Regions from separate parts of the Mus musculus genome. Here regions 2 and 3 are each linked to region 1. A link is a loop called in an ENCODE intact Hi-C map of the cell type or tissue named here. Cell type or tissue: heart. All regions are shown on one strand.

Evidence for each region. Peaks named below come from ENCODE experiments on the same cell type or tissue, not always from the same donor. Only the 100,000 strongest peaks of a DNase experiment are listed, where the experiment ranks them.
Region 2: it touches region 1 in a loop (2.0-fold over the local background); 4 of 42 quality-filtered maps call a loop at or near these places.
Region 3: it touches region 1 in a loop (8-fold over the local background); 17 of 42 quality-filtered maps call a loop at or near these places.

Annotation. Positions count from the first base shown.
Region 1 is chr17:86,532,716-86,540,715 of GRCm38, forward strand. All of the region lies in intron 10 of Prkce (protein kinase C, epsilon), which reads left to right. Among named protein-coding and RNA genes, the nearest start is that of Gm30284, 92 kb to the left of the region's middle. In heart, a CTCF peak has its summit at 3,278 (motif pointing right); DNase peaks (open chromatin) are centred at 3,316, 3,576 and 7,406; H3K4me3 peaks cover 1,221 bases; H3K27ac peaks cover 3,433 bases.
Region 2 is chr17:86,613,775-86,621,774 of GRCm38, forward strand. Prkce (protein kinase C, epsilon) reads left to right here. Exons shown (of 15, transcript NM_011104.3): 12 at 6,118-6,256. Among named protein-coding and RNA genes, the nearest start is that of Gm52297, 52 kb to the right of the region's middle. In heart, no CTCF peak of the experiment used is centred here; DNase peaks (open chromatin) are centred at 686, 4,307 and 5,017; H3K27ac peaks cover 1,141 bases.
Region 3 is chr17:86,901,953-86,909,952 of GRCm38, forward strand. No RefSeq gene overlaps it. Among named protein-coding and RNA genes, the nearest start is that of Tmem247, 11 kb to the right of the region's middle. In heart, CTCF peaks have their summits at 3,467, 4,383 (motif pointing left) and 7,987 (motif pointing right); DNase peaks (open chromatin) are centred at 3,539 and 4,369; H3K4me3 peaks cover 294 bases; H3K27ac peaks cover 1,998 bases; H3K27me3 peaks cover 1,260 bases.

The DNA.
Region 1 (8,000 bases):
CCCACTGGCCGTTTTTTTGTGATGACTGTGATGCAGATGAGGGAGAAGAGCCCCAGACAGCAACGTCAGGAGAGGCAACATGTAGATTCTGACCCAACCTAGGACTATTTTCTCGGTTTGAAGTGGGAAAAGATCTGATGAACTGCTGCTTGGCTCACTGATCTAGAGGAAGCCTTAGGGAATCAATCACAGAGCTGTAGACAAAGCTGGCGGGGGGCGGGGTAGCTTCTGCTTCTTCTCTCCTGGGAGGACACAAGTGTCTAGGATGTAGTGGCCATGGCCGATTACACAATGCACCCGGTGGCCTCACAACCCATCCAGCTCTCGACCCTGGCACTCGCTGGGCAAGGGTGGAAGGAGTTGCCAATCCAGGTCATTGTTTGCTCAAACCAGAGTTCGGCCAAAGCTGCCAGGCAGTGGGGATTTTAATTCCCAGAAATCCAACTTGGAGACAAGAGGCATTAGGGGGCAGGGGGAGGGGGAGGGATGGTTACAGATGAAAACATCTAGTAAAGATGTTCAGAAAGACTGCTCGCTATAGCAATGGAATCCGTCTGTCCTTCTAGATGTCCCTAACTCCGTGGGTTAGGTCACACCGAATAACCCTGCAACCACTTAAAACGATAAGCTCAAATAAAAGTGTGCTCTCCATGTATCTGCACTTGGTTTCCTTTTGGCCAGAAGAATCTTCTGCCTCAGCAGGAGCCTCTTACGTCACTCAGGGATGAGCCTCTCCGTGTACCTTGTTTAAACAGCAACATGGCTTAGCCAATACAGCACAGAGCGTCCCACTGCCTGGTTGAAAAGAATACATCTTTAAGGTCCCCGGGATTGGAGGAGGCCAGCCCTCACTCATGGGGTCTTTGCAGAGATAAGCCAATCCGAGAGGCAGTTCGCCCTTGACTGTTTGCCCTTACGCCTGTCCCTTGTGGCATTCTCAAGCACTTGTGTCTGGCCTGGGCCACCGGCCTGCCTCTCGTACCTGCCTGCTTAAGGCAGCATCTGAATTATTTTTGAAGCAAACAAGCAAGAGTTGTTGAATGTTCAGAATGCCGGTGACGGTGCGTCTGGTTAATATACGAGGTCTCCTTATCGCTTTCCGCTCAGGGTTGGACATTTGCAACCTTACCATCTAAAGGGAGCAAACATTCGGAGTGAATAAACTGAATGGTAGTCACTCTGTGTTCCGTTCATTTCTTTGTTTGCTTTTGTTTTGAGACAGAGTTTCACTATATAACCCTTAGTGGTCTGGAACTTGCTTTGTAGACCAGACTGGCTTCAAACTGACAAGAGATTTCCCTGCTCTGCCTCCTGAGTGCTGGGATTAAATGCATGTGCCACCACCCCAACCACCAGCATATTCTATATTTTATTAATGAATATGAGAACATTTCTTGGGCTCAGAATTATTCACTATTGGAAGTTGAGAGAAGGGCCATTTGGTCCAACATATATTTTCTCTGAAGGACATAGTGGTTTATTACAGAAATGTATTTCCAGTCCCCTTAGAACTGAAGTTAACAAAATGGATAACCAGTGTAGGCCCTCCTGCTCCAGTCATGATGTGTGAAGTCACACAGGCTGGCCTCTTCATGAGCTTTGTGTGAACAGCCCAGGAGCCTGCTATACTGGAATATCATTGCTGCTCACAAATACGTCATGACACCCACTGTAGATGAGGCTTGAAGTGGGTCTCAGAGTCACCATGGCCCAGGTGACCACACAGTCACTGTGACTGAGAGACTTTTGGAGGGAGACAGGAAAGCCACTATGATCAGTGGTGCCCTCTCATGCTAGGCACACAAAGATGGCTTTGCCTCCCAGGTCCCTGAAGGCCACTGTGGCAGAGGATTCAGAGCCAGAAGACCTTGGGCTCACCAGGGTCCCTCTACCCTCTCACTGGTGTCTACCTGGTGTTCATCCCCGGGACCCAAGGATTCACGGATGAACCTGTCAGTCTTACAGTCAGACAGAAGGTCTGCTTGTTTGTTTCTGTAATGGTTTGCTCTTCATTCTGTTTTTTTGTTTGTTTGTTTGTTTTGTTGTTGTTTGTTTGGTTTTTTTGTTTTTTGTTTTTGAAAAATTAGTTTGTTTTATTGTCTCTGATTCCTCCCTGGCCAATGTTGTGGTTAGCCCAGTGTCCCAGAGAGGCCCTTTCAGTCAGTTTATGGAAACTGAGTCCTTCCTTAAAATGGTTCCTGTAGACGGGCTGGAGTGGAGCTCAGTACTGGAGCCTGTGCTTAGTGTGGACAGGGGCCTGGGCTTAGCTCTGAGGATGGGGGGGGGGGGTAGCTCAATGGGACAGCACCTGTCCAGCATGCCTGAACACCGGGGTCTGATACCCAGAATGACAAAGAAAAAAATGCATGCTAGAGAAAATTTCAGTGCCTCCTTGGCACCTAATCGGGGCTGCCACCTGGTCACCTCAGCACAGGGCTGGCAGTCCTGAGTGTCCTGTTGGCACCTTGCCCCCATTCACTCTTCAGTTAAATACTCCTTGCTAGGAGTACAGTGCTGTTGAGGGCTGGGGACGTGAGTCGAGCCAGCTAGACGAAGGCTCCTGCTGAAGACAAGATGGAAGGCAGGGCTGAGAGCCAGGGAGTGTGCTGTGGTCTCCCTGTGGGTCTTCCTGGCACATGGATGGGCTTGCTCCATCCAGTCAGTCTCTTCCTGCAAGCCACGGGCCGTGTGTCATGAGCGTCCCGCTAGATTGCTAAAGCTGTGCTTGGGAATTAGAAACAGGACACAAACTGAGGACTAAGCAGTAAACGGGAAAGCCGGAAAGGATGCTGCCTGGGGTTCTCTGAGACCCACAGCAATGCTCTCCTTACTGGCAGATTGCATTTCCCCTCCCACTCCTGACCATAGGTCCTTTCATTTCCTGTATCCTTTTCACTAAATTGAAGGATTAATGTACATGTTATGCACTTAAACAAAATGCATAGATATTCAAGCAGTTTCTCCATCTTACTAGATAGATTCTTAGCATTCACATTAAGAATGGCTAAAGGGGCCGGGCAGTGGTGGCTCACGCCTTTAATCCCAGCACTTGGGAGGTACAGGCAGGCAGATTTCTGAGTTCAAGGCCAGGCTGGTCTACAAAGTGAGTTCCAGGACAGCCAAGGCTACATAGATAAACCCTGTCTCGAAAAAGCAAAACAAACAAACAAACAAAACAAAAAACAAAACAAAACAAAAAAATGCCCAATGGAGAAAAGCGAACAATTTTCTCCCTACAGACCTTACCAAGTATCTTGCAGTTAACCATTTCAGCCACTAGGTGGCGAGAGTAGTTAGCAAGGCAAGTGGGTCTTTGTGACTCATCCAGGCAGGAAGAGGAGACTGGAGACCTAAAATAGTTTAACTGAGCGAGGTGACCAAACGGGTGCCGTTCTAGAAGGATACACTCTGAAGCTTCTGGTTTCCAGTATTGGCAAATATTTCCTTTCATATACAAAATTCTAAAGTTAGACAGGAAGAAAAATAAGAGTAGGACTAGCTCTCAAAAAGCAGAGCCGTAGAAGCTTGCCCTGTCTGGTCCTACTTTTGTCTGTTTGAAACGAAGACGCTGAAATAATTTCTGAGCTCATAAGCAGACTACAGTGTCTGCAGCTGCGCTCTAAACCCCACCCGGTGGGGACAGAGCTGTTTGGAGCTCTATGAAACAGGCCGAGTTTGTTTGTTTTTATTTTAAATAGAAGTAAACCGCGCTCCCAGGATAGAGAGCCCAGCTACCGTGCTACTCTGACCATCTTGAAAACTGACAAGAAAGAATTTGTCAAGTGTTTGGTCCGATTGAGGTCTCACTGTTTTCTTCTGGGTGATTCCTGTTCGGTAGGAACGGGAGCAGCGCTTTCCTATCAAACTCACGATAGGAACCCGGGGAGAGGGCGGGAGATACATTTGTAATGACTTCACAGAATTTCCCTTCCTCTGTGAATACCTGTCCCAGGCGTGGGTCCTCAGATTCTCCACTGGCTAATGACATTTTAGTGTCTATGGAAATCATTAACTTCCCTGAGAGACTCAGCCTCATTCCTTTGATAACTGAAGCTGCCTATATCGCAGCGATGCATTCCTCCGTACTCCGTACTCTTTGGTAGTCACCAGTTAATCAGATTTCCTTCTGCTGATACTTTCTTTAATAAGAGGTATTTGGTGATGACGGAGGGGCAGTTCTAGCAAACAAAGGGTTTAAACCCAGCCCCAGGGGCTCTGGTTACGGCAGCCCACACCCGATGCAGAGCCTGACTGAATGCTATCGCTTTTCTAGATTAGATAGAAGAATTAGGGAAACATTTTTTTAGGATACCTATGGTCTGGTTTTGGTGACAGTTCATACAGTGGGAACTAGAAAATGTTGCGCTGGCCTAATACTGATAACAGAAAGTATTTTAGAAGGCAGCACTCTATTTACAGTTTTAGTAGACTATCTTTTATTTATTTACTGTTCATATCATAAATGTAAACAACGTGTCACCCCACAAGCACCCTGACGCGCCCTCTCCCCCCACTTCATGTACCTTTTTAAAAGATTTGTTTATTTATGTTGTGTGTATGAGTGTTTTGCCTGCATGTATGACTGTGCTCTACATGTATGTATGGTCCCTGCAGAGGTCAGAATAGGGTGTGGGATTCCCTGGAAATGGAGTGGTTACAGATGCTTGTGAGTCACCTTGTGGGTTCTGGGATATGATCCCAAGCCCCCTGCAGTAGCTACAAGGGCTGCTAAGCACCAGCCGTCCCTTTAGTGCCTCTTCTGGCTCTGTTGCTCTTGTGATCCACCAAGCCAGGTTCTTTCTGTGGGATCCTTAGTGTGACACAATGCTCTCCTTCATCCTCGCACGTGTCTCTGTCATGGCCCAGGCTGTGGACATTGCCATTACCCATGAGTATGGGGGATAAGGGCTGGGCGGAGCCATTGCTGTTGCTACTGAGACCTTCAGCGGTACACGTCATTTGCAACCAGAATATGAAGGAGGGGGACGGTGACCTACTTTCCAAACTTGCAAGATCATGCTTGAATCTATGTGACCCTTAGACATTCTTGACCTTTCCAAATTTTTTATCTAAATTCTGCCCGATTTCAGAGCTGGGACTTGATGTTTTATGATAGCGATTCTTCAAATTGTTCCTATTCAATAGGTTTTTTTTTTAAATGGCAATCAGTAGTGGTGATATAGTCCTGAACGATACAGAATTAAGCAATAACCAGTGAGCTCTGTCTGTGGGGCCACCGGAGAGGCTCGGGTGGTGTGGCCAAGCCTGGATTCTATCCACACTGCCACACACTCCCCCCCCCCCCTAATTTTTAAAGGTGTCTATTAAGAAAGAAAAATGGGAGAGATGGCTGTTTGAACCCTGCACCTTAAAAGAATGCTGTCTATCTAGTATGCTTTGGTCATATGGAAGTGGTTATCTCTGAAAGTCCACTGAGAACCTTAGTCCAAAACAATAGTTTAGTCTGTCTTGTTTTCTCACATTCTTTTGAAATTCCTTATTTCCCAACAAGGGGGGAAGTAGGTGTCACTTAGGCGACCACTTTCTGAGACTCCCCGAACAGCACGCAGTCACCTCTCCTGTCCTCTTAGGCTCCTGGGTTGGAGGGTGAGCATCGCCCAGCTAGTGAAAGCTTTACCTAATTCTGTCCATCAGAAGGCGGGAAGGCCATCTGCGTGCGGGGACCACGCACTTCAGGGCATGCGTGCTGAAACTGTAACTACACTTCCGAGAAACGGCTTTTCAGATGTCAGCAGAATCCCTTTGCTTTGCCCACTCCAGAATTAGATACTTCTGTTGGGTCTTTATCTTCAAGGTCAAGATCTTGTCTTGTGGAGTGTTTTTGAGACAAGAGTCTCACTCACTATGTAGCCTGGCTGGCCAGGAACTCATCTCGGTCTCTAGCTCGGAGATGCTGGAATTAAAGGTCTGTGCCACCCCACTTTCTCTCCCCCTTTTATTAATGAGCACACAAAGACAAGATAATGCCTCTGGCCTCCTGGAGTTTCCAGTTTCTCTCCCTCTCCCTCTCCCTCTCCCTCTCCCTCTCCCTCTCCCTCTCCCTCTCCCTCTCCCTCTCCCTCTCCCTCTCCCTCTCCCCCTCCCCCTCCCCCTCCCCCTCCCCCTCCCCCTCCTCCTCCCCCCTCCCCCCCCTCTCTCTCTCTCTCTCTCTCTCTCTGTGTGTGTGTGTGTGTGTGTGTGGCCTTTGGAGGCCAGAAGAGAGCATCAGATTTCCTGGAGCTGGGTTAAAGACAGGGCAGCAGGGAGTTTCCTCTCATAGATGTAGATGTGGATGCGGATGTAGATGTAGATGCGGATGAAGATGTAGATGTAGATGCAGATGCAGGTGTAGATATTGATGTTGGGAACTAAACTGAGGCCCTCTAGAAGAGCAACAAGTGCTCTTAATCCCTGAGCCATCTCTCCAGCCCTTGAAGCATCAGAAACATTGGTGAAGGCAAGCAAGAAAGATAAGAGAAATTAAACTATTTCCAACAGGAAAGTTGCCATAAAATAGCTGTATTGTATTTCCAGTCCATAAGTAATCATAGACATTGTAAGTTCCATTCCTGATCCCAGGAGCATACTGAATGGCTCTTTAGCTGGCCATACCGTCTTCTGAAAAGCTTGCTTGCTCTTGCCTAATGCAGTTGGAGCTGGTAGCCCTGAGTGTGCCTTTTAGGACTGCCCTTCCTTTTAAGAGTATGCCTTCCTTCTTGTCTGCCCATCTGCAAAAGTCCAGTGTTCCTCCAGGTTCTGCTATTGTGTAGCGTTCTAAAGGGCGAGGAGATGGAGATCCAGCCTTCAAGTGGACCTCGGTCCTTCTCTGGGAGAGAATAAGGTGGCAGGCCCTGACATAGAAGGGGGTACATAAGAGGGGAGAGACTTCCAGGCTGCTGAATGATGAGATAAAACCTGTAACATTGGGGAAGCGGAAACCTTTGTGACTTCCTTCTCTTTGTCTCGCTGGATCTGTTTCCCCAACACACCCATGGGGATGCCTGCTTAGCTGCAGTCACCTCCAGGCCCTAGGGGCTGGGAGCCACATATGTGAGATTCACCTTCTTCCCCTCCCTCCCTTGCTCCTCAAATAGATAAGGAAGGATAGAACTGGTCAAAGCCTTTTGGCATTTGGATTTTGCAGTTACCAGGGAAAGAGGCCAGGAGGCCATCAGCTTCAGCTCAGAACTCCAGACTTACGCTCATCCGGCCACCTCATATTACCCGTTACATTGTGTTCAAATGAATTGTGAAAATAAGTTATCGCCGCTGTGCGGGGTGCAGTTTACGGACCCATCTGTCTCTGCCTCTCATAAATTTCCCTTCCAGATGACCACAGCACGGCAGAAGTTTCTGTCTGTGCTGGTAAGCGGCAGGCAACTGTTGTCACTGGCTGACCTCTGGTTAGAAGTCCGTGGGAACCGCATCGCAGGCTTCATTGATGGGGTGGAATAGTTAGTTCTGCGGCGAGGTCTGTCTCAGGGTTAGAGGGAAGTGCTTGCGGATATTTGTTTCAGTCCGTGCTTTTGGTATTTTGACCAAGTTGGCACTGTTTTATCTCATCCAAACAGAGATACATGACAAAGGACAACTGCTGTTGGCTGACTCCGGTTCTGTGGATGCATTCAAAGAAGCGGTGTTGCTTCTATACATGGTCAGGAGTTAGAACTGCTATAAACTGCTTCCAGGTAGATGAGATTAAAAATAATAAAAAGATGAGTAATTTTTAATTACCTTGCTTGCAAAATAGTTGGATGTTACTGAAGTACTCAAGAATGCAGACTCTTAAAGTATCTTAAAAATGTATCATTCAAGCAATAGATTTCTTTCAAAAGATAAATTCCCAGTTGGTCCTTAATACCCCCATGCTGGCAGGGCATGGAGCAGTGTTATAAGACGTGGATGTAGCGTGAGTGAAGTCCCGGTTTCATCCAACATCACACACGAGCGAAAGGGAGGGTTATATCATCAAACTGTACTGGAATCGGTGCCGAGTGACT
Region 2 (8,000 bases), 81 kb after region 1:
TCACTGTCCTGGAACTCATTCTGTAGACCAGGCTAGCCTTGAACTCAGAGGTTTGCCTGGCTTTGTTTACCAAGTACCAAGTGCTAGAATTAAAAGCGTGCCTCCTTAAAGGCCAGCTATTGCCTGGCTAACAGAATCAAACATCTTTAAAAACACCATACGATTTCTGTATTTTTTTGAGACAGGGTCTCACTACGAAGCCCTGATTGGCATGGAATTCACTATGTAGACCGGGCTAGCCACAAACTCATAGATATCTGCCTGCCTCTGGCTCCCAAGTGCCAGGATCAAGGTGTGTGCCACCATACCTGGCTGAGGAGTCCTTTTGTTAAAGCTACATATAATATGACCTTCTCTCCTCTCATCAAGACTGATACTAAGAGATCCATACGATAACTTTCAGTATTGTACCAGTCTCTGGCTCCCTCACAGCAAGCTTATTTTGGGGGCCTCTCCCTACTCTCCCACCTCACTAAAGAAACAAACATATTTATTTTAGAAGTCAGGCTCCTCCCCCTCACCCCAAACTAACTGCTAGATTTTATTTTGTTTTTCTCATCAGATGGGTTTTTAAGTACAGGGTTTGGGAATTTCCTTTCTTGACATCCTTTGTTTTTTCTGGAAGAGGTCTGCACTCCTGCCCCAGGGGAGCCTTGGATATGCCATCCTGCCTCTAAAGAAGTCTGTCCCTGTCAGTGGCTCTGACCCCAGGCCCTGTGGCTCTCTCCTCACCACAGCCTGCTTTTCCCAGCCCAGTGGAATTTTCTCTGTGTCACACAGGAAATCCAGCTCATCTTTCGCGAAGTCTCCGTAAAGGTGATCAGTCACCATCCGTGAGGCCTCAGACGAGTTGCCCCCTCTGACCCTCACGTTCCCATCTGCTTTCAAGGTTTGATGGTGCCAGACATTACCTGCATTAGTACAGCCAGGATTCCTGTCTCCCGATAACGAAACAAATACTCCAGACCGATCTATATGTCCTGTTGTTTGCGTGAATGAGGGGCCAGCTCAGATCCATGACTGGATCATGATCAGTGTTACTTCCACTAGAATGATGGTTGTCAGCTCGAGGCCCTACAAGGGACATCTGGATGTCCACAGACATCTTTGACTATCCTAAGTCGAGAAAATTAGTAATAACATCTAACCCTAGGACCGGGGATGGAGCTAAACATTCGGGAGTTCCCAGGACAGCCAGCGTAGCAGAGTTCTTCCCCAAAGGCCAAGGCTGAGAAATCCTGAGCCAGCTTGGGACTGAGGACCTGTTCTTACCCTATTGTTCACAGCCAGTATCCTTGAGGGCCTCTGACCAGCCAGGGAAAGCAGTGTGGCTCCTGGGAAGTCCTCACGGGTTGTCAGTCTAGCGTAGAGGGAAGGAGAGCACCTCGGAGGGCAAAAGCTATGTATGTGGATTCTGCCTAAGGGACACTTCTGGGAATGACCCTCCTAGAATTAAAGGCTCTGAAGGTGCTTAGGACCAACAGGACCTGCTTTAATTTATGAATGTGTGTGAGACACGTGTGTTCAGATGCCCAAGGAAGCCAGAGGTGCAAGTCGGGTCCCCTGGAGCTAGAAGGACCCAGAGGCAATGGGAGCTGCCCGATATGGGTACTAAGGTCTGAACTTGGTTCCTCCAAAAGAACAAGCAGTGCTAACGACCGAGCCATCTTTCCAGTCCCAGGATTACCCTGATTTAGAGTTGCTCCTGAGAGTCTAGTCCATGGAGAGTCAGACAAGAGAGATGAACCCGAAACTTAACACTGAAAAGGAAGGAATGATGTGACCATTAGCCGTAGATGATCTGAAAAGTCCAGAAGGGTCCATGGGAAAACTTCTTAACAAAAACTAAGAGAATTCAATATAGCGGAAAGGTGCAATGAGAAGAGTCGACTCATCTATGGAAAGACTGAAGATATCAAACAATAGCTTGTGTCCTTCAGCAGTACGTTCAGGTACAGTTAGTTACCATAGAGATGAGACGCAGCAGGACTTCAGTCAGCCCCATGGTTCTGTCTTTGTTGTCTATGAGTCATCCAACCCTTCCTAGGGCTTGATCCTTGTCTTGGTGGTTAAAAGCGACTGCTAACACCATGCACGGTAGCCTCATGCAGGACAGGAGAGCGAAAGAGGAGAGAAAAAGTGCCACACATGTGACTGTCGTGCATCCATGCTCAGCCCCAGAGGAGACTTTGAATTTTAGTTTATCGCTGTGCAGCTTCCTAAGGAAGTGAGGGCATTTGGGACAATCAGCAACCTGGCATAAAACGCAACAAAAAAGGCTCAGGATCGGCACAAGGGAATCACTAAAGGGCACAGATAAGATCTGAGCAGATGGAAAGACAAACATAGTTATTGACCAAGAAGATTGAGCATCATAAACTATCAGCTCTCCCCAAGTTAATTTATAACTTTAAACATGTTCCCAATAAAACCAGCAACAGGACTTAAAAATATGTATAAACAGACGACTCTAAAGTTCATATGGAAAAATAAACAAGAATCGGAGAGCTAGGAAAATTTGAAAGTGGAGACCAGCCACACGGAGTATTAAGCATATAAATCTACGATAACTAAGAAGTGGGATATAGAAAAATGTTAAGGGCAGAGGTGAAGGGCAGAGGTGCAGTAGAGACTCCATTTTCATATGCAAATTTTCCATTCAATGGGGAACGATGGCTACTAAACATCAGGTTGCTTCCAGATTTCTAGGAACAAGGAGAGTTGGAAGTGCATCTCAAACTTCTGTCAGAATAAATAAGTGCACTAATGATTTATGTTTATAAAAATGAAGGTAAAGCAAGAGGGAGAAACATTAGCAGAATATATAGATTACTTGAAAAGGGGGGGGAAAATTCAACCTAAGACATGGAAGCCAAAACCAGTAAAACGGAATATCCACTGAATTAAGTAAAAATAAATGATCTTAGTAAAAACTCCAGTAGCTTACAACCAAAGTCAAGTAATAACCCTGCACCAAGTCTGGGCCCTAATGGGGAAGCGCTCTCGAAAACCAACTGCCGCAGTGTGAAGAAGCGCGCGTGCATGCATGCACATAGGCATACACACCCACACCCCTACACACCCCGACTGCAGCACCTTAAGCATAATGAAAACAAATGCTGAAAAACTTCTACAGAGGTGCAAGGATGTTCTGAGACACTGTTTAAACCTGGCACACACCGAAGCTTGGCAGCATAGCATGCCATGGCAAAGTGTCACCTGTTGCCAATGGAAGGTTAGGAAGTTAGCCTCTAAGGAGGACAGCTTGGTGACCCACTGAAAAGGCTAAACATGGATGGCATTGGCAATAAATCAAATAAAGGTTATCACATTGGTTCATCTATAAGGATCATCTATAAGGAAAGGGGGACAACTAAAGGCCTTATTCTTGAAACATAAAAAAAGTCCCAGATTATGGATATGCGCACGTGTTTGAGGACGAAGAAGATGAGGTTGGTACCTGGGCAGTTGTCTTTCTGAAAAACTGTTGGTCAGGATAGCTAAATACTTGTTCTGTGTTGAGCTGGGTACTGAGTACCTGGGAGTTCTCCAGGTAGAAAGACTCACCCCTGCCTCCCCCACCCCTCCCCTGCCCCAAAGCTGGACCTCTGAGAAGGCAAAGCTGGGCCAAGTCTGGACCTCCCAGCCCTCCTCCCTCCCAGAGGCCTACAGACTCCTAGTGGTTCATCGAAATATCACTAAAAGCTGCAGGTGAGAAACTCCTGGGGAAGTGGAAAGCCACAAGTCTGAGGGAGTCATTGCTGGACAGGAGAAGGAAAGAAACGGGGGAGGGGGGTGTGGACAGCACTGTCCTTCAGTGCTTCCTCCCCATAAACACACATAAACACACACACACATACCACACACACAACACACATACACACACACACACACACACACACACACACACACACACACAGAGCTTCTCCTGACAACCCTGCACTAGACAAGCTTGCCCCAGAGGGATGGACACTTTGTGGTGAGACTGAAAATCTCCAGAGAAATGGCCTTCTAATGGCAGCCCAGGCTGGTTCCCAGGGATTGATTGTCTAAACCTTCTGTCCCCAAAGAAAGCAGTCACTCACCCTTCCTGTGTTTGGTTTTGTGTGCAAAGTTAAGAGTTTTCAAAGATTCAGATATCAGAGTGGGAACGGGAGGAAGTAGCCAGAGGTAGAACTCCGTACATCACTGGCTACAGGGTGGGAAGGAGTGTTTTGGCTAAGGCCAACCCAGGTCATAGCCAAGGGCACTCATAGGACTTGCTCATATCCAACAGCAGCTGGGTCAGCTTCTTCCCCAGGGAGAAGAGAGGGCAGGAAGCAAAGAGGCCAGGGAGGAGTGGACTAGAGAAAGAAGAACAGGAGGCAGGAAGAAACGAGAGGCTGTCCCTAACTGGCCAGAAGCCTATGAGAAGGAGGGGTGGTGCCTGCTGGAGCCAAAACTACTCCACCTGGAACCTGAGTCAGATCAGAACCAGGCTTGTGCGGACTCGGGGGGGTCTTTAGACTCATGACATACTACTATTACCCTTGCTCAACCCATATAAAGGAAGCTGCTTCTTACAGAGAAGAATTTAACACAAAGGATGTGGCCGAAGATGTTCACCTTTCACACACTTCAAAACATCGGTCCTTCAAACAAGTCCACAAACATAGCGTGTGGTCCCGAGCTGACAGACAGGGGACCAGCCCAGCAAGGTGACTTTTAGCAGGGCTATGCCACAGCCAGTGATGAAACCCTGACAGCCTGGATCCCAGCCCAGCATTCAGCCCAGCTTTCCCACCCCAGCCAGAGCCAAGCCTTGCCCCCTCTCGCTGCCAGGGCTGGGGTCGGTGGCTAGCTGCAGTGGCCCAGTTGTTTGGGCTCACTGTGCCTTCTGTAACTCCGGAGTATTTGCTTAGAGCAGCACTTTTCTATGTGATTGCTTCTTTCTCAAGGAATCCCAGCTGTAAGCAGAAATAGGGTCACAGATACAATGCAGGCAGGTCCAGAAGCACTTCCTGCCCCACCTCCACTCCAGTCTGGGTCCCATGGGATGCCTGGAGCTCTCAAGTTGAGATGCCAGCAGGCACATGAGCATGGCCCTTTCTGACCTCTGCTTGTACGGGAAGAGGCCTTCTTTGCAAGGCTCACCTCAATAGCCCAGAGTAGTTGCTGAGGGAGACACAATGTGAATGGTTACTCCAACCACATAGTCTAGATTCCTCTACAGAGCCAGGCCTGGGGTTTGCAGGGGTGGTGGAAAAATTATTTTCTACCAACCTGGTTTCTAGGTAAGAAATCTTAGAACTCTGGTGTGTTAAAATGGGCCTCAAAGAAACCACCTTGATTGAGGCTGGCCCGCTCCTGTGACTCTCACCTCTCCTATACAGAAACATCTGGATCTAGATTATTTCTCTTACCTGTTACACCCAGATTGACCTTGCTCAGGCACCATGCTCCTGCAGGCAGGGCTCAGCCTCCCTTGGTATGGATTTCAAATCCCTCTTTCCAGCATCTCAGACTCTTTGAAGTTGTCCCTCAAAGACACAGCTGTCTTGTCTCACTATGGTCAGGAACCCCGTTCTCTGGCCTCTTTCCCTTTGCCTCTACCTTCCATCTCCTTTGATTGCTCTCTTCACGGTCTGTCCAAATGCTAGCTTTCACCGAACCCTGAGAGCCACTGCTGTTGGCCATACATCAACAGATGTTGGCTACACCAACCATCCGTCATCTCCCCCCTCTCAAACTCAGCAGCTCAAACTCTTGTGGATTTTTTTTCCTGATTCAGTGATGCTATATATATGTGACCCTGAATCCCCTGAGCTAGTTAACTTGTGAAGGATGGAGGTCAGAGGAGACCTCCTTTCTCACAGAAGGATCTAAATATGAGTTCTAACCCTAATATGGCCCCGATTCTGTGCAGGATCCTGTCTTTTGCTGAGGTATTGTAAATGCTGTTGAAGGTTGTCCAGCTGGGAAATGGCCCTAGCCTGAGGTTAATGAGGCAGGTCAAAACCTACTCCAAGATTGCCTTGACTGGAGATGTCCCTAGGGTATGTGCTTCTTTCTCTCTAACTCAAGAAAGGCCCTGTGGTGTGTATGAGGCTAACCATGTGGCCTTGACCTGTGTTGCAGGGATTTGAAACTGGACAACATCCTTCTAGATGCAGAAGGCCACTGCAAGCTGGCTGACTTTGGGATGTGCAAGGAAGGGATTATGAATGGTGTGACAACTACCACCTTCTGTGGGACTCCTGACTACATAGCTCCAGAGGTAAGGCCCACCCACGTGCAGAGTTAGCTTCTCTCTCTTAGCGTCAGAACAGAGAAACAACCCAATGCCGTGCATGTGGGGGTCATCCGAGGATGCCAAGAGAAGACTCTGCAAAAGCCAGATGGATTCTAGGAGTAAGAGACAGGAAGGGAAATGGTTTCATGATTTTTCTGTAAGGATGGAGTGGTAGTGAGGATGGACTGGTGAGCTGAGAGCGACCAGCTAGTCCCCATGCTTGAGTAAGTCCTCGCTAAGTATCATGCATCCACCCAGAGCTACCGCCAGAGCTCGGACTAACAGGAACCGGTTGACTTGCAGGAGAGTTTTCACTTCTTACTGAATGGAAACATTGAAAGCCCACTGAAGAGGCAGCCAAGTAACTTCACCAGATGTCAGATAAACAGCAAAACCAGGAATGCTTTGCCATTTCCACTGAGGTAGCAAGTCTGTAGAGTGCGCATGCACATAGGACATGAGGACAGGGTAAGCAAAGGTCAGAGGTGTCTACTATGAGCTTTACCTGTGTGAAAGTTGAGTCACCATGTTGTGACCATTTGTCTTGTGTCCTTCCAGAGCAGTCTGACCCAAACTGAGAGGTCCTTAGCATGAATGATTCAAACTTAGCCGTGTAGTCACACAGACACTTAATTAAATGCCTTCGATGGTTTTTGAGACACGTAAGATGGGAGGCAGGTACCAAGCCTATTAAGCACTACCCGTGTGTAGAAAGCCGCTTCCATGGGACATCATCTGAGCACCTGCCAGACAAAGCTCTATGGACATGGAGCTGACTGAGGCTCTGGCTGCTCTTCTAAGAGAGCTTTTGGTCTAGACAGAGTGACACCGAAACAAGCAGAGCAATGGTGCCTAAAACAGGACAGGGCCCACAGGATATGGGAAGGCTTCACGGAGCTTCCAAGACCGGGAAACTGATCGGCAAAGAGTACATTTTAGGCTTGCTTTAACCCTAGGGATGAGGAGAGCATTGTTGAAAACAAGAAGGATCAGAGTGGGAGCGTGCAGAGAAGGGAAGTCCATTTCTCAAGGCTGCGAATCCTCTCAAGGCAGTGTCTGGGTTTCTGATCTGGGTACTACACATAGGTTCTAAGGAGTGGTCTTTTGACTGAGTGAGTGAATGAATGAATGAATGAATGAATGAGAGACATTTCAACATGACCAGAAGCCACGGGATGAAAACATCTTGGCCATTTTCAGGAAATGTAAATAACACAGCTAGAGAGCTGGCAGGATGACTCAGCAAGTAAAAGCATGTGTAGCCCTAGAACACACTCAAAGGTGGGGTGAGAGAACCAAAGGCTAAGCGTTGTCCTTTGACCTCCATGTGCATGTGTGCCATGTGACATGTGGCCTACACACACCACTCTAACCAATAAAATAAAACACATTTCAAAAATAGTAGAGATAGAGCAAATGGTTTGTTAGTGCTTGTAATAATGAACAAAATTCAGGTAAAGGAGCCGGGAACATGAAATCAATCCCGCAGGATCTATGGACCTGCTAAGGGTTTCAACGTAGGAGAATCTTTATCATGTCCATCCTGGGAAGAATACAAACCCCCAGAGCACACATCAGCAGGCCGAGGAGAGCCTTCGTGATGCACACCCAGCAACCACGTAAACCAGGCCTGTGGTGCAAGACTGTAATCCCAGCACTTAGGAGGTGAAAGCACGAGACTGGGGAGTTCAAGGTCACCCTCAGCTGCATAGCAAGCCTGCGGCTACCC
Region 3 (8,000 bases), 370 kb after region 1:
ATATAATTTTTATATATCGAAACGCACATATAAATATATATGTATGCATATATACATATATTTGTGTGTGTGTGTGTGTGTGTGTGTGTGTATGTGTGTGTAACTTCCCTTGAGCAGCAGTGCCAGGCCCTTTGTAGAGACCCTATGAAGTTGTCTCAGCCCTAGCTGCCACCCTTCCATATTCCACATCAGCAGTCTCGAGTCTATGCAGTCTTCTTGAAGGGCCATGCTGTTAAAGGTTGCTACTGCCCGTCTGCCTAGACACATCTCCTACTGCAAAGCTGAGGTGCTCTGTCCTTCCTCGCACGTGAAGCACCCCACCCGGGACCTTGTCTCATTTCCACATGCCTCGACTGCAGCCATGACTTTGTCATGGCAGGGAACTTCTGCTATTGCTCCCCATGGCAACTGTGAGGAGACTGTAATACGGGGAGGATGGATTCCAAATCCTGAAATAGACGTTAGTCATTGAGAGGGGCAGGAGCCATGCAGATGCTCAAGAGCCCCAATAGTGATGGGGGAGTGAGGTTATCACTGTCATGGGCATGGGGACCGAAGTTCTGAAACCGAAGTCTCTTCCGTAAGGAACGGAAGGACAATCCAAGCATCCTACTTCCTGAGGAAGCTGACCTGGGTCAGGAACACGAGTGCTTGTGGCCTTTACATTGTCCTGTAGAGTTAGGTATTTACAGATTAGCGATGGGTGTGGTAGGCTGGGCCATCAGAAATGACCATCAGATCCAAACAAACCTGCCATCCTGGCTGTAATGGAAATGACAGTGAATGTTGTCAAATGTGCAGCCCCAGAATCAAAGGGACACCAAGAACCACTGTTATGCCATGATACTCATAGAACAAGGGCTGGCACTGGGTCCCTGTTCTAGAGACATCCACACCCAGAAATGCGAGTACTCCTGAAAGAGCCAGCACGTAGAGGGCTTCCCGTCTATCCGCCTTCAGACTTCACCTTCAGTCCAGCATCCTAGGGGCAGGGAGACACGCAGAGGAACCTTGACCTGCGAGGGAAGTGCCAGTCTGTGATCAGCAACTCAATCTGGAAAAGCAGAGAGGAAAGTCTAGCCTTGACGTTCTAGAACAAAGAGTTGAGAAACAACAGTGTGAGCTTTTGCTAATATTAAGTGCTGAAAGAAATGTCTGGTGGTGCAGAGAGGGTCCTTCCATAGTGGCCATGCTGTGATGTTTGATGGACACATGTTTGCTGTCTTCAACCAGTCTTGTAGCAGACACGGGAGACTTCCCTGGCTCTCGCTTCTAGAGGACTTTCCATAGGAACGTGGAATCTAGAGTCTCTACGCCTGCCTTTAGCTCATCTGGCCCTTGGGTGTGGACTACCCTGCTCAGAGGCTCTGTGGAGGAGCCTGGGAGTCGGGCAGGCATCAAGTCTGCTGCGTATACTCTAAACCTGCTACCCAGACAGATGTGTTTTATCTGCCTTCTCTCCGTTCCATATAAAATATCCTTTAAGAGAAGGATTCCATTGCTTTTTATAATATTTGAAATGTTTGCCTTGGATACTCTTTTCAAAGCCTTTTCTTAACTTGATAAGAGCTAGAAAAGAACTCGAGGCTAGACTAGAAGTCCAGAATCCTATTCACACATTCAAATTTGTCAGCTCTGGGACTGCCCTGTCCTGAGAGGACAGTCTTTATGGCCCCTCCCCGATCTGATGCCTGAACTCCACACCAGGCTGAGGACCCAGCATAAATAGAAGGTGGACGGCCAACACCACACTAAAGGAGCTTGGAGAAGCTGCAGTGCAGAGACCTCACCACACAGCTGACAAACGAGAGCGGCAGAGAGGAAGTCCTAGTGAGCGCCAGGCTGGGCTGATTTTACCCCGCCCCCGACTCCTCCATGGCCCTTACACCTATCTCCTGCCAGTTCCCAGTTGACTCATTGTCTTCCCCTGCCTCTGTGACTCACTTAGAATAAAAATGTCCCCCTCACAATGCCACCAGTGTTCCCTGCAGGGCATTGGACATCTGTTTGGGATCTGTGACCCCTAGAAAACTGCAGTAAATAAATGTCGCCATCCATCATATAAGCAGCTGCCTCAAAGAGCCCAGACTAGAAGAAACTTCCAGAAAATTCTCCCCCACCCCACCCCACCCATCTCCCCTTCTCTGACAAAGCTCCTGGTCTCACTTCCTAAACAGAGCCTTCCAAACAGGGCCACATTCCCTTCCCACCTTCAAAACAGCTGAGCCCTGGCACTGAGGGACAGAACACCTGCCTTCCTCGAAGTGTAGCCAAGAGAGCTGTGTCCCAGGCTGTGATCAGAGCTAAGCAGGTTGGCAACTGAGGCTGAGCCAAGGGTGCAGTCAGGCTAAGGGGTAACTACTGAAGGAACAAGAGCCCAGAGTGTGAGAGGAAGCCACAGAAGGTCGCATCTGCCTATGGGCTCCACTTCCCTCCTTACACCAGTAACCACATGAATAAGGTCCCTCTGTGGTCACCTAAGAGCCGAGCCTTCTGGCCACAGCAGGCTGTGACTTCCTAGACAACACCCACACACAGGCATGACCCTCTATGTCTTCCTCAATCCATAGTCCTCCTCATCTCTCAGGGCCCTGTGTCATTTTTTTTTTCCTGCAGGATGTGGTTGACATCTGTCCCCTGGTACCTTCTTAGTCTCCCTATCATCCACTGTAGCCCAGAACTCACGGTTCCCTTCCCCCTGGATTTTTCCATTCCTCTCTACTTTAAGCCACATTAATTCTCCTAATGCTTATTTCCACACAGCCAAGTAGTTGCTCCCTCAAGGGCAATGGCCGGAGCTCTGTCACCACTCTCACAGCGGCTCCTGATACCGCTCCTCACAGTGCTCGCCCAAATGTACACATGCAGCTCTCGTGTAAGCGGAAGGCTGCGCCTCCTGACACCTGGAGATGTCTCACAGACGCCCGTCATTGTGCCTCTGTCCCCCCTCTTCCCACCTGACATACACTCATTCACCCCATTCTCTCACCCTTCCCTCAATGTACACCCTTCCCTCAATGTACACCCATTTGCCATTTGTGCTGTCTCTGCATTCTCTGTGACCAGATCACGGGCAGATGTCAGCATCTCTATTCCACAGGAGCAGAAACTTCCTACTAAGCTGAACGGTCCATCTTCCCTCTTGTGCTCAGCAATGGGTCCCCAGCCCGGCAATGTCCTCTGCCACTTCAGCTTCAATGACAAAGGCAGAGATGTACCAAAGTTCTGGGAAGCAAGAGGATAAAATAGGCAGAGAGAGAGAAAGAGGACAGGCCACATTGGGATGTCATTCACTCTTGGTCCAAAAAAACCCTGAGAAAAAGGCTTTCCAGTCAGCTAGGAAAAACAAACAGAGCCAGAATGGAGTCAGCTGGAGGAAGAACAACCTAGCAGCCACCATACAATCAACCAGAATCAAGCGGCCTTATGGACACAGCTCTGTCACCGTGCTGGAGAAACCTGAGGGGGCAGTGTTGCGAGTGTCCTGGGAGGAACTCTGCGGATTTCTATGTTATCGGCTGGGGGAGGCCTACAGCGTTTGTTGGCCCCTACAGGCAAACACAGTGGCCAGACCTTCGAAACAGGACGCCTTTGTCCGTGACTGACACCCTGGCCTAGAGCCCAGCTCCGCTTCAGGGGAGGATTTAGGTCACAAGAAAATGGGGGCTGGGGGGAGGTGGCTATAGTTTTAGAAATCTGTCTCTGTAAAACTCGGGGAGGTATTTTACCCCTTCCCAGGGTCACACCCTTGCCCTGGCTGACCTTACTTTGTATTACTCTGACTTTGAAGCTAGAGCTTTGGCTGGCCTCCTCAGCTTCTTTTTAAAAAATGCTATTTGGCAAATTCCCACCCGACTGGAACCTCCCCCATCGATCTATTACCTCTTTCTAGTCAGCTCAAATCAGTATGTCTTTCCCAACCTCTGTTCAGTTTAAAGACCCGTGCAAACATGACCATGAAGCCCCTGGAAGCTTCCGGTAGACTAGAGAGTTAACCAAGGAGCACGAAATTAGGACTGATTTCCAAAGCCAGTGAGCGTCTCAGAGGAGGATGGTGCCCTGGCCTGCTCATACTCCCCGGCTGTTTCTGCTTTAGAGAGAAGTTGCTGAAGGTATTAAAGCAGGCTCTTGAAGAACGACCCAGTCACAAGCTGCTGTGATCTTTCTACTTCAGCTGCCCTTTCTAAACTACTGACTTTCATAGAGGTCAGCCAGAAACCCTGCCTTCGAGGCCAGTCCTTATCCTCAGTGCATTTTTATAAACCTTGGCAAATCGTTTTTCCATCCCTGTCTCTTTTATGAGAAGAGCTAACTGCTCTCTCACGCCAGGCGCTAATAAACTTTGTTCCTTCCTGTTGGCTTTGCTCGCCATCTTCTGGACAAAAGCAGTATTGCTACCGAGGTAGAGCCGGGCCAGGGCTTCTTAGCGCAAACCCAAAGCAGTTTGGAGAGGACCAAAATGAACTACTCCTGAATGCCAAGAGCGCAACAATGAGCCTCATTTGTTATGGCAAAGACGTGCTAAACACTTCTTTTGAGAAATCACGTCCGGGGTACCTCACCTTACACCTTAATGTGTAAGTGGCCTGTCGTGTTGTACACGATGTGATTTGTGATGGGCACACATCACATAGTCTCTAAACCAGAAAGCCTGAAGTCTAGGGTCAAACATGGAAGATGTCCGTACATTCGAGTGAGATGCTGCCTGCTCGGAGTCCTCAAAGAGCTGGAGCTCAGAGCAATGGGAACCATGCAGAGGAGGTGGCAAAGCTGGCACCGACTGACAGTGGGGGAAAGAAAGGATAAACATGCTTAAGGAACACCTTGTGGAATCAAAACACTGCTCCTTCACAGCCATAGATCCAGCGACGCAGTTAGGAAGGTGGCCACTAGGAGGCTTAGAATCCTGGCAGCAGGGTAGTGGAGCCAGGAGAGTCTGGAGTTCAAGGTTGGCCTTGGCTACATAACAAGTTCAAGGCCACCCTGGTCTATATGAGAATCTGTCTCAAAATAAAATAGAATAAGGAGGCAGGAGGAAAAAGGAGAGAGGGGGGTTATGGCTTTTTTTATCAAGATAATTCTGCAGACCTGACTAGATCTACATGTGTGAAACAGAACACAGGGTGAAAGGAAGAAAAAAAATCAGACTTACAGCAAACCAGCTTTGGTTTCAAATCTCCACCCTGCCAGGTGACAGCTGTGTGCATGTGAAATCAGTTAGGTATCCTGATCCACAGTTTCTCATACAGGCAGGGATGACCACAGCAGCTCTTCAGAGGGGATAAAATATGGTCACATGCATGTTCTGATACATGACTGACACCAGGGCACAATGCCAAGGTCCCAGCTGCTATGCCCAGAGAACTTACAACTCCTCCAGGTCATTTTCAAACCACCTGGGACAGACTGAGAACATTGCCTATCTAGAACTGAATAGAGTTGGTCCACCTCCTGCTGGGACTGTGACCTGGAGTCACCAAAACAGACATGTGCGAGTAAGCAGTGAGGACGATACTCAGAGCTTCAAGGAGCATGCGCCAAGGTCAGGGATGTACGGTAGGTAGTCTCTGCAGATTCTTTTTACCCTCACTCTCACGAATCCAATGTGGGAAAAGCAGGCTCCTTGTGAGCTCCGGACTGGTCCCAGAGTCAGTGCACAGTGCTCAGCCGCAGCTCCCCGGGAGCAGGGGACGGAGAGCACATGCGGGAGGATGAATCTAGATCATCTGCGGAAGCCAACGTGCTCCCATTTCATTTACTTCAAGACTCTTAGCCCCACCTTATGTGAATGTGAATTGTAAGTTGTCGTGGTAGGCGATTAATCCCACTCAAATGGCTGGGACATTTCCAAACTTCCATGTGGCTGACACTCTCCCCTCCAATACGCCTGGGCTGTCCTCTAATCCCAAGCAAGTAAGTGGAGACAGTTGGCCACTTACTAAAATCTATATTCCAATCTTTGCAATGGGGGCAGGGGCTGGGGCCGCTCTTGCCGGCTCTTCCATGATTGCTGTGCTCTCCCTCCTGCAGCCTCGGGCCTGGTCTCTCTCCTTTCCCGACACAGCGGTTCTCAGTCCCCTCTCTGTCCCTTTGCCCTCAAATCCTAAAGTCCCATGTCTGTCTCCCTGCCCAGCCATTGGCCGCTGGCCATTTTATTCACCAATGAAAACCAAACGAGGGCAGGAATCCTCAGGGTTTTAGATGCAGGTCCTCCTGCAATTTTGGGAACCCATTTAACATAATACAAGCATTAAACCAAATCCACCACAGCAAGTATCCAGCATTATGTAGCACAGTGGAGGGAACTCCTAAAACTCGTACGATCAGAGACACTTGAGCTTCAGGCTGCAGACCTCAGATTGGCCTCCTGAGACGATCCCCCTGGGAAAAGGTACCTCAGGGTTGCTATCTGAAAGCAAAGCCAAGGTTAAACTCCTGTCGACACAGGTCAACCCCTGCACTCATGCCCCTCTTGGAAATGTGAGCCTTTGTGTATCTGTTTGAGACAGGCTCTTGAGTAGCCAGGCTGGTTCCAACCAAAGTCACTGGACAGATCAGCCTTTGCCCGCCCCTTTCAAGCAGTGGAATTCTAGGCTTGCCCTGCCATGCTTGGCTAACACAAGCCGCTTGATCCCTCCAGCAAGCAAAGGCATGTAAAACCAGCCCGAGGACACTCCGTTCAGAGCTGTCTGGGGCTTGTCGTTTAAGCTGGTGGACAATTGTCTTGGGACACAAGCATCCATCTGGGAAGGCGTCCTCTAACCCCAAGCATCATCTCCCCACCCACCCCCTTCCAACTCTACCTCTACAGCTAAATGCCAGCGTTTGGCTCAGGAAGCCTCAGTTCAGTGTAAAGACAAATATACATGGTGAGTGTTGTGCCCGCGTTGTTATCGGCCGGTTCTGTGTCTGTGTGTTTCAGTTAACACTGGATCTCCTTCTGGGTTACAACTCTAGCCAGCACCTTGGATTTCCTAGCAAGGACGTCAGAGCTGGATGTGAGTTGGGCAATCTAAAGGACAGGACAGGGCCAGAGCTTGCGGAGAAGAAACACAGGCTGAGCGCTTTCACTATTGCCAAACTCAGGTTCCAGGGGGTCTTAGAAAAATCCAAACAGGCATGGGATGACAGCGCCTTACCATTCCATCTTTCTGTCTGGTTAGCTTCTGGAGATGCTGATCCATCCAGGGCCCTCTAAGCTACCTGCAGCACTGAAGGGCACAGGTGGGCCTTGGACTACATTCAGTCTAATATCACCCCCCACACACACAACCCCACCACACCAACTCTGGGAACCCAGCACACTTGCTACCCCAATTCAAGCCCCGTGTGCCTGTGCTTCTCCCGTGTTATCCTTAAGCCCCATATCCCCTTGTCCTGACTCCTTTCTATTTTTCCTTCACTTCAGTCCCCAGCTCTTACCCCTCCAAGTCCTCGTAGGGCCACACACACTCTACTCACAACCCAAAGTGAGGCCAGGCACATACAGCCACGGCTCAGCATGCCTCCTGGAAGGTCGTGTGGGCAATGTGGTGATACCCGTGGGCCTTCATGGTTGTTCCTAACTTGTCATATGTGAGCCGGACGGCAGTTGTCTTCGCTTTGAGAACGAGCTTTCATGGTTCCATGTGCTGACCTAGACAGAGGACCTCAACATGTGGCTAGAAGACGCCTCCATGGCCATACTCCACACGCCATATTCCTGGGGCAGCCACTGACTGCTTCCCACTGGTGGCCCTCATGTCAATGCCCTTCAATCCACTTCGGCCTGTTGGTCCAGCCCCCAGGTGCTCCCAGTGGCAGCCTCTGTGTCTCCTCCTCACAGACCTCCACAAACCCACAGGCTTGGATTGCCATCAGAAGTTCTCTGGAGCTGAAACCCTTCCCCGAGGGTCTGTGGGTTCAGGGAGTGGCCCGATCATTCTGCAGAAAGACAAGAATCCCTGGAAAATCTGAGCCACCGCTCAACAAGGGCAGGCCACGAGAGGGCAGAATTGGCC